2 separate regions of the Homo sapiens genome follow, and region 1 is linked to region 2. Evidence: chromatin loops called from intact Hi-C (ENCODE). Cell type or tissue: endothelial cell of umbilical vein. All regions are shown on one strand.

Evidence for each region. Hi-C counts contacts between places; a loop is a spot of excess contacts. Peaks named below come from ENCODE experiments on the same cell type or tissue, not always from the same donor. Only the 100,000 strongest peaks of a DNase experiment are listed, where the experiment ranks them.
Region 1: a loop joins it to region 2, with 2.9 times the contacts of the local background. A loop is called at or near these places in 4 of 110 quality-filtered maps.

The regions. Positions count from the first base shown.
Region 1 is chr13:39,775,495-39,780,494 of GRCh38, forward strand. It overlaps a transcript of COG6 not described here. Among named protein-coding and RNA genes, the nearest start is that of MIR4305, 110 kb to the left of the region's middle. In endothelial cell of umbilical vein, a CTCF peak has its summit at 2,083; DNase peaks (open chromatin) are centred at 1,147 and 2,337; H3K27ac peaks cover 3,698 bases.
Region 2 is chr13:39,682,357-39,687,356 of GRCh38, forward strand. All of the region lies in intron 8 of COG6 (component of oligomeric golgi complex 6), which reads left to right. Among named protein-coding and RNA genes, the nearest start is that of MIR4305, 21 kb to the left of the region's middle. In endothelial cell of umbilical vein, no CTCF peak of the experiment used is centred here; a DNase peak (open chromatin) is centred at 2,425.

The DNA of each region.
Region 1 (5,000 bases), 93 kb after region 2:
TTTGACTTTCACTAGCCTTTGACCTTACTATACATCCTGGGTTTTGGTTTCCTCATCACTAAAACTGAGGGGGGTTGTACAGAAGGCTCCCTGCTCCCATTCACCCCTCACATCCTGTGACCTTGCTTGAGTGGCTCACAAAGCCCTAATAATGTAGTTCTTTTTCATGTAGTTTTACATTTTAATACAATACCGAAACAAATTAAAGCATCTGGAATCCAGCTACAGTAAAAGCTGGAAATATCCTAAAATAATCTTTCAGAGATACATCTGAAATTTTTTTTTTTTTTTTGAGACGGAGTTTTGCTCTTGTTGCCTAGGCTGGAGTGCAATGGTGCGATCTCGGCTCACTGCGACCTCTGCCTCCCAGGTTCAAGTGATTCTCCTACCTCAGCCTCCCAAGTAGCTGGGATTACAGGCATGTGCCACCACGCCTGGCTAATTTCATATTTTTAATAGAGATGGGGTTTCTCCATGTTGGTCAGTCTGGTCTCGAACTCCCCACCTCAGGTGATCCACCCGCCTTGGTCTCCCAAAGTGCTGGGATTACAGCTGTGAGCCACTGCACCCGGTCGAAAGTTTTGTTTTAGGCAAACTTCTGATCAGCAAAAAGCTGGAAAAACGTAACTATATTTTAAAAGATAAAGAAAACAACTACAAAAGAATAGTAGTATCAGCACTTTCCTTCCAGTGTTTGGCTTTGTTTCTAGGAACTCTGAGGTGAAAAAAAAGAGGCAGAGGAGGGAGGAGGAGTAGGCAGAAGGGGAGCAAGAGGATACAACTTGTGTGCTATGTGTGGTTGTTATTTTAAGGAAGTTTATTCTGACCAATTTTATCCAAAGAATAAATCAACAAACACCCAGAAGCAATCTGCCCTAAGTTTTTTATTTCCAATATAGACCTAATCAGAATAATCAGGTTTTGTCAAAAAAGTTTCCAGTAAAATAGCTGTCTCTGTCTTCTCCATTGTTATTGTTAGATATTAGCCCTTCTGATCTTGCACAGTCCCCTTGCCTGGTAACGTTAACTAAGTAAATATTAATACTGTACACTTTTCCTTTGGAAAATGAAGGAGAACAAATGGGAAAAGATGTAACAAATGTTCTGCAGCCCTGTTATAAATATTTTATGAATGAATCAGAGAAATTGAAGATGAAAAAAGCCCACTAATTCAGCCAGTACCCTGATGTCTACTGCTGTATTCTTTCAAGCGGTTTGTCTGGTCTGGTCTTTAGTGACTCAGGTTATAGGGAATTTACCACTTCTGTCGAAGCTGCTTTTGTAGTGGGGACTATCTAGCTGCTAGGAAAGTTTGTCAAATTCCCCTTGCTTTTGTTTAGTTTTCTCATTAGTCTCATTTGATTTTGTTTATTTAATTGCTTATTTTTAGTGTCTTTAGATTCTTAATTGATTTCTACGTGTCTTTTCTATTGCTTTCTTTTTTGTTCATTCAGCTTTTCTCTCTTTAGTTGTTACCAGGAAGAAACCAAAACAGCTTTTTGGCTTGTAGATAGGTGAGAAGTAACAATTGGTTCCATCACCAAATTAACAACAACACTTGCTACATCAAGTGTTAGGCTAACTACTTTGCATACATTATCTAATTTATTAAGCACCTTCTTTTTGCCAGACACTGAGAAGGCAAGGTTAAATATGACCCTGCCACTGTTGGCAGGGCCTTATAATGTAGTAGGGGAGATAAGCATTCAAATAGATAGTGTCAACACAGCATATTCAGTGTGTGGGGCTATTTTCAGAGTCATCCTGGAGCACAGAGGGGGGTGTCCACTCCAGCAGTGAAGAGCAAGGAACGAGGGCAGAGGTCAGGTGGCATGGGAGAGAGATACCCCAGGTGAGTTGACCCATAACCTGATTCCTGTAAGAATAAGAGTTAACTAGGTTAGAAGGGGGTGTGGAGCTGGAGAGGATAGCTACTTGGGAAACTACATAAAGTTTAATGTTATTAGGTTGAAAAATGTGAGAGTTGTTGGAAGATGAGGTAGGCCAGGAGAAGAAACCGGCCAGGTTTGTATTACTTGGTGGAAAACTTGAACTTTGCTTTGGATTTTAAGAACAGAAATAAGGCTGCCATGTGAAGAACACACAGGAGGGGCAGCAGAGAGACTGGCATCTTTCCTGGTGAGGGATCACCAGTGTTGCAATCGCAGAGTCAGGTTAGCTCTTCTTGGTTGGAGTATCTTTAAGGCCATCTGGTCTGACTCTAAATGACTAGGAAATTACTCATCATGTGCCTTCTAACTCTCTGAGTAGTTATTTCCATTTCCTTGATACTGAAAAAAGGGTAGTAGGGAATGTATGTTTGCTGCGGCCAGTGGGGTTATGTCAAATAATGGTTACTTACTGACAGCAGTCTAACAGTTTCTGGGAAGACTAATGTGCTCCTAACTGCATATGTGGGAGAGAAACAAGAACTACCCATTTACTGAATATCCACTCTGTGCAAAGCCCAGTGCCATGGGCATTAACATTCATGGTATCAGCAAGGTGGCAGCAAAGAGTCAATCTTCTGAGAGTTAAGCAGTCCTAATCAACACATTATAGGAAATAACTATGTGCAGAAGTTATCCTGTCTAAGAGATGAGTTACTTATATTTTCCTCCCAGCCTAAAAGGAATAGTTTATAAAAAATAGTTAATACTTGAGGTTGATAGATTTAATACATATCCAATTTGGGTAAAGTGACTATGGTGTATTCTCAGGACAGGAAGGACCCTAAAGGATGCTATAATCTGACTAATTATAATTGTAACAGGCTTCTCTGAAGTAATGTGTAATGGAAAGGTAGTGTCTGCCTAGAGCCTAGAAAAGGCAGCATAGGGCAAAAGGCCTTGACCAGCATTAATTCATAACAACCAATGAAAGAAGGGACTATGTAGCTCATGTGCATTATTGATTTCTAAGTGTCTAAAAACACATCAGAATTTGCTGCAGCTTAGATAAAACATTTACTGAACATGTATTGCCAGAATGTGAGCTTATTGATAATCTCCTTAGTATCAGGAGAGGATATAGCAGTAACGTGTAGATTCTGCCTTCAGACCCCCCTGGATTGGTATCTTGACTTTGCCACTTAGAAGCTGTATTAGTTATCTGTGAAAACAGAACAAATTATTCAAACTTAGTTATTTAAAACAATATTATTTCACAGTTTCTCTAAGTCAGAGATTCAGAAGTGGCATAGTTGGGCAGTTTTGCCTCAGGGGCTATCATGGTTGTTGTCATCTGAAGGCTTGACTGGGGCAGGAGGGGAGCCACTGCCAGGGTGGCTTATCCACATGGCTGACACGTTGGTCTGGTTTTGGTCCTCCCCTTGTGGGCCTCCACACAGGCTGCCTGAGAGTCTTCACCACATGATGCCTGGCTTCCTTGAAAGTGAGAAATCCATGAGAATGCCAGGTAGAAGGAGTAGTGTCTTACATCCTAGCCTAAGAAGCATATGCCCTCACTTCCACCATATGCTTTTTATTAGAATTGAGTCTCTAAGTCTGGTTCAAATCAAGGGAGAAGGAAAATTATACTCCACTTTTTGAAGAGAGGAGTGTCAAAAAATTTGCATGCTACTGTAAACTGTCACACTGCGTGACCTTGAGCAATCTATTTAAAAGCTTTATGCTCCAATTTTTTCACCAGTAAAATAGAAATGACATTAGTATCTGCTTTATAGAGTTGTAAGGATAAAATAAATCAATGTAAAGAGCTTAAAACAGTGCAGGGTGTATGGTAAGTGCTTTCAGTAAGATTAGCAATGATGCTGATTACTAATTCTATTCTAAGTCTGTTTGACCTGTGATAGAGCTAATCCAGAGACAAGAACAAAAGATGCTGGCATCAGTCACGTGTGTCTCTTAAATCGATCATTCCTATAAGCAACGGTGTTATCTCCACATCATCCTATTGGGCTTTGCAGAACCTGGATACTGTTTTGCCTAGGCTGCAGATCCAGGACAGGCAGCATGCATTCTTCTGTGTCACAAAGCCTTGTTTTTCTTTTCTCATCAGAGGAAGTGGTCTGGAAAAGTGCCAGCCAGGCTATGTGACTTCTCAGGTTCAACATCATGGAGATGAGAAAGACCAAATGGCACCCAGGGTCCTGCTGAAATCAGAGGCATAAATCTCAGCTGCAGGCATGAGGAGCAATTCAGGAACCCTTGAATAGATCCTTTCAGATTCTTAACGTGGCTTCATTGAACGAAGACCTCTCCAGGGTTCTGTCCTAAAGTCACCTCAGAAAGCTGTGTCTCTGACATCACAGGAAGGGGACCCAGGGCCAGAAATCACTTCAGCATCATTCACCTCAATTTCACCTCTGAGAATTGAGGTATCATGAACAAACGTTACAAGAATGCTCAAGAATCTGGCTACCAAATAGTCCATAGAGATATTATCCTAGATTAAATAAAATTAAGAAACATTTATTAGGCACCTACTCTAGGCAAGTCACAGTATTTCTTAAATTGGAAGAAACTTGCTGATGGATGAAGAATGAATAGAATTTTAACCCATGCAGGACTTAAAGAAAATAATTGCTATCTGCTCCAGTCAAAGTCCACAGTGACATTCCAAGAACATGTGTCAGGAAATTGACTGAGAAAAGAGTTTTGAATTTTTGACTTACAAATGCATTGAGTTCGAACTAGAAACCAAAATCTACTTTTTTGCCTACTTTTCTCAAGTACAGCCGTCACACCAACAAGCTTGCTTTCAAAAAGGGAAAAGAAGATGTTTGATAGGATCAGAATATCCCAACTCCTGATATCTGACCAAATTAAATTTAAATGTTCAGAACTTTGCTTTTGAATATATAAAGCAACATGATGGCTGGCACCAAGGAAGGCAAGACCACCAGTAGTCTAAATGTTACCCTCAGGCATGCATGCCCTGGCAGCTGACCCTTCCCTGAAAGAAATGTCCCTTCTATTCAAAGACAATGTCTGGGGTGAAGTAATTTATTAATTTATTAATACAAGAAGTAAAAAATA
Region 2 (5,000 bases):
TTTGAGTAATATTTATAATAATTTACAACAATACTGTTCACCTTAACTTGAATTTGTTTCATGGGGTATCAGCTTATTTGAATTTTACATACTATAGAATACAATATGGAAAGAGAAACCAAAGTGTCTCTGTATCTAGACTACCTCTTACTTATATAGAGGTTCAGTGACTTTTCCCCTGTCGTCTCATTAACTCCCTTAGAATTGTAAGTAACTAAAACTCCTGTATGAATACTTCCCTACAGAGACTGAAGTCATATCAGTACTGAGAAATATGGTTATGCAGAGATGAAAAAAGAATATTTAATATCAAGGTAATCTGTTAATAGGATTTAGGAGGAGAGGGCCCAGGTCTTTGATCCTGTAATTGATGCCAAACAAGAGCTATGTGGTAATGTTTTGGATAAGAATTTAATGCATTTTGTATTTGTTGATATGTTTTTTATTATTTTATATTTTAATTTTATTCTTTTAATTTTTATAAAATAAAAGGTAAATACTTTCTTTAATGCCTGGAGTAGTATTAGCATAAGCTTTAGGTAGATGTAGGGGTTGATGATATTAATAATTCTGAAAACAGGAAACGAGGGGACTCTTACCAAGGTAGTGCATCCTGCTTTGAATCATCCCTTTCAGAATCTGTTTATACTATTTTTAGAGGACCTCCCCATTACTTTCTGATTGGAACACTACTTATCCTATCATCAGGTCACAGAACACAAATGCTGAACAGCTGTGTAAAATAATAACACCCCAGTGTTACTTACTGAGTACTATGTGTTAAGCACCATTTTAAATTCTAGAAACACAACGTCAGTAAAGCACTGCCCTCAAACTGCTTTATTTTATGGAACCAGAGATAAACAAACGCATTTTAATTGAATACACTAATTGATAGTCTAGAAGTCATGTGCCAGATGCTGTGTGGCTCAAGTATTCTGGTGTAGGGGAAAGAGATGAGCATCAGTGAAAGTTTCCTAAGGAATTAGGTATAAAGTGAGTTCTGAAGGCTGAATAGGCATTTTCCTAGAAGTAAAGGAAGAACAGTTTGCAGGTTGAGGGAACAGTAATGCAAAGATATACATTGAGAGATAATGCACCTTTGGGAAATTAATTGTAAAAGCTTGCACTGGCTATTGAATTAGGAGCAACAGCTGGATCATAATAGCCCTGAATGTTGTGCATATACATAAGATAAGTTAATGTTTACCATTGATCAGCAGCTTAACAGTTTATTCCTGCTTTAAAATTTCTTTCCCAACTTTTTCACTTTAACATATTGACATTAATTATGAGTCTTTTAGCACTTAAAACATTTGGCGTTTGATTTTAACAGCTGTTGCATTGTCTACAGATTAATATTTATTCACAAGGTTAATCTTTTATGTATTAAAAAAAAAAAGCCTTTCTGTGTTTTGGGCACCTTTGTTTGTTTTCAACAGCTGACTTCTGCCATGCAAATAAATTTTCACTGAGTTATAGTTCTTTATCAAAACTTGGAAAGGAGCAATATTAAATGGCTATAAGGTGGGTTCTTGAGTCAAATTTCTTTGAGAAGTCCGTGTACCTTTATAAGCTTGTTTCCTTAGCTGTAAAATGAGGATAATAATAGTGCCTATTTTACAGGGTTGATGTGAAGATTAAGTTAGATTGTTCACTTAAGGCACTTAGTGTAATGCTTGGTACATCACTAAATTTTAGATATTATTTTTATTTTGAGAGGAGATGACTAGAAAGTTTTCAACTAAGGAGGGATGTATCTGAGGGCTACATGGCAATCTGGGAAAAAGCTTGAAAGATAAAGAATGGAACTATAATAGGCAAAGAAGGTTTATCTGTGAAGGGCATATGCTAAGAAGCAGGGGGCAGTAATGGCAATTTGGAAGATTTTTTTTTTTTTTTTTTTTTTTTTGAGACGGAGTCTAGCTGTCGCCCAGGCTGGAGTGCAGTGACGCAATCTCGGCTCACTGCAGGCTCCGCCCCCTGGGGTTCACGCCATTCTCCTGCCTCAGCCTCCCGAGTAGCTGGGACTACAGGCGCCCGCCACCTCGCCCGGCTAATTTTTTGTATTTTTTAGTAGAGACGGGGTTTCACCGTGTTAGCCAGGATGGTCTCGATCTCCTGACCTCGTGATCCACCCGCCTCGGCCTCCCAAAGTGCTGGGATTACAGGCGTGAGCCACCGCGCCTGGCCAATTTGGAAGATTTTAAGACACATTTAGAAGTTGAGTAGGAAAGTAAGTTTTTAAGACCAGATGATTAGAACAAGATGAATGCTAAAAAAGAGAAAATTGGCCTTTCATTAAGTAATTATTTTCAAAGTGGTAGTTTCCTTACATTTAGGGAAAACTTAATAATGTATCATGTTAACCACCAGATGGCACTATATGAACTTAATAAGTAATGTATAAAAGTTTCACTGTCCATTATTGTGTCTCAAATAATGTAAGTATTATATACAAGAAAAATGTCAATTATTGAAATCCGTGGGGAAAGTTGCCATACTCAGTGTTTCTTATGTGGTGTATAACTGGAATGCTAATGCATTATTGACTTTTAATAATAAATCATGTACAATTATAAATGAAGTGAAAAAATTTGATAATTTATTTTCTTTGGTAAGCCTTTAGAATATAAGTTATTTTAAAATGTAGTAATACATACAATGCTGATTTTTCTTCCTTCTTTATGTATTTGTTGTGTTTCAAAGAGGCACTTCTTTACTATTATCTTTTAATTTGCTTTTTGATAAAAATTTTTCTTCTTTTAATTTGCTTTTTGACCAGAATTTCTTTAACTGTAGCTAAACACAATTTTTAAAATGAGACTTTTAATTTTAACTTGAGGTATTTGAGAATATTTACATAATTTGAACATTCACTCTGAAAAAGCTCCATTTTGATTTTTGATTATTGTTGGAAGAATGTCTGATTTTGGTCAAAGACTTTTTCTTCTGTCTCTGGGAAGGATGTTTCATGTCTAAAGATATTGAAGGTTCACGTGGCTTATGCTGTTTTTGCTTTAAATTATATTTGTTCTATAGGAGGATTGACATTAATATTAATGTTTATTGATATTTTATAGTATTGAACAGATGAAATTCCAGTGTTTGCCAGGCTTGGTAATTTACCCCCTATTTAAAATACACTGGATTTTAAGATTCACTGGATTCTGTTACAGCTGTCGTCCCAGTGGACAGTCCTAGAAACAAATTATGCTGTTTATTTTTAATATAGTTAGTAGGGTCTTGGGAATGAGGATTAGCTATATATACTTAAAAAGTTAAACGTTTGTGAATTTTATGCTGTGATAAGCAGTCATAAGTTCATTATTTCAGAGAATCAGGTGATCATTTAAAAGAAGGCATTCTTCACACTAAATGGATTAATAATTTAAGAGCATGAGGGAAAAAATAGCAATGAGCATTTTGGTTCTAATTTGTTTAAAAAATAGTAAATGCAAGGCAATTATGCAATTTAGCAAAACTTAGCTGGATATTGCACTTCCCCTTTTCTGTAGTATGTCACCACAGGGAATCTCAAAACCATTTCTTTTTAATGGAAGACAAACCCACAAAGAACCATAGTCTGGTTAATAGTAAACAGTCCTCAAAAAAGGTTCATATTCCTAAATATTTATAGCTATTTGCCAGTTCTACAGACTTTCTCTTTGATTTGGAAATAAACCGTCTTTCACATGTTTACCAAAATGTGGATTTTTCATCCAATTAACAGCATATGAAAGAAAGCTATGTAGCCTAAGATATTAATTATTTTGGGTATCTTGGGAAGTTTTGGTAATTTTTGTTTATATATAGGTTATTGACATAATTCTTAAAATTTAGTATGGTAGAATACTGTTTAGAGATTTAAAAGTTAGTCTAGAATCTGCTGACATCAAGACTGCTAAAATATATTTTGTTTTTCTTTATACTTTTAAAATGGAAAGAACTTTCAATTGAGGGATGGATGTCAGGAATGGTGGTGATAATGGAAAACAAGGCTGAGTCAAGTCAAAGAAATGGGCACTCCAGAGAGCTCCAGGCCATTTTTATAAATTGAATCCCAAATTGTCCTATTCCCCAGTTAAAAGCTTTCCTTCCCTACCAGTTCCTTCACCTTAGAAAGCCTTTCCATGCCTTTTCAATTATAATAGGTGACTTCTTAATACATGTTTTTTAAAAAGGTATTTGCTTGTATATGTGTTTGGTCAGTAAATTTAAGGAACATCTGTTATGTCTAATATTGGAGTCAAAATAAGCTTTTAAAGATGGATAGCAATTTTTGGAGCAAATTTTGGTGATAGATTGTGATAGTATGTGTAAAGAAGACTTTTTTAATGTAGAAGAGAAAAATGTCAATTTTGGGATTGCAGAATTCTTTTATTTTTTCTGAGACAGGGTCTTGCTCTGTGGCTCAGGCTGGAGTATAGTGGAGCAGTCACTGCTAACTGCAGCCTGAACCTCACGGGCTCAAGTGATCCCCCTACCTCAGCCTTCCGAGTAGCTGGGACTATAGGCATGCACCACCATGCCTGGCTATTTTTTTTTTTTAATAATGAGAAAGGGTTTCATTATTTTGCCCAGGCTGGTCTCAAACTCCTGGGCTCCAGTGACCACCTTCCTCGGCCTCCTAAAGTGCTAGGATTGCAGGTGTGAACCACCGCACCCAGCCTTGGATTTGCAGAGTTCTAATTATAATCAGTTTTTGAGAACTGTTATGGCTTTACGTAAAACAGTAGAGCATCATGTTTTAGACTGCAAATATGTATACTGAAATATACCGAAACCTAGTATAGTGAATATACTGAAACCTAAAAAGTTAAGTCTTCCCACCTTGGCTTGATTTTCCTACTTTTACTAAGTCCATTGCTTTATCCCTTATTACTGCTGCCTCTGCTTTAGTCCCAAATCCCAGCATTGTTTCTTAGGAGGGGTAAAAGTTTTTACTTTTTGATTGAATTTTCAATGAGCTGAAGTTATCTCTTAAATATTTTTTTCTT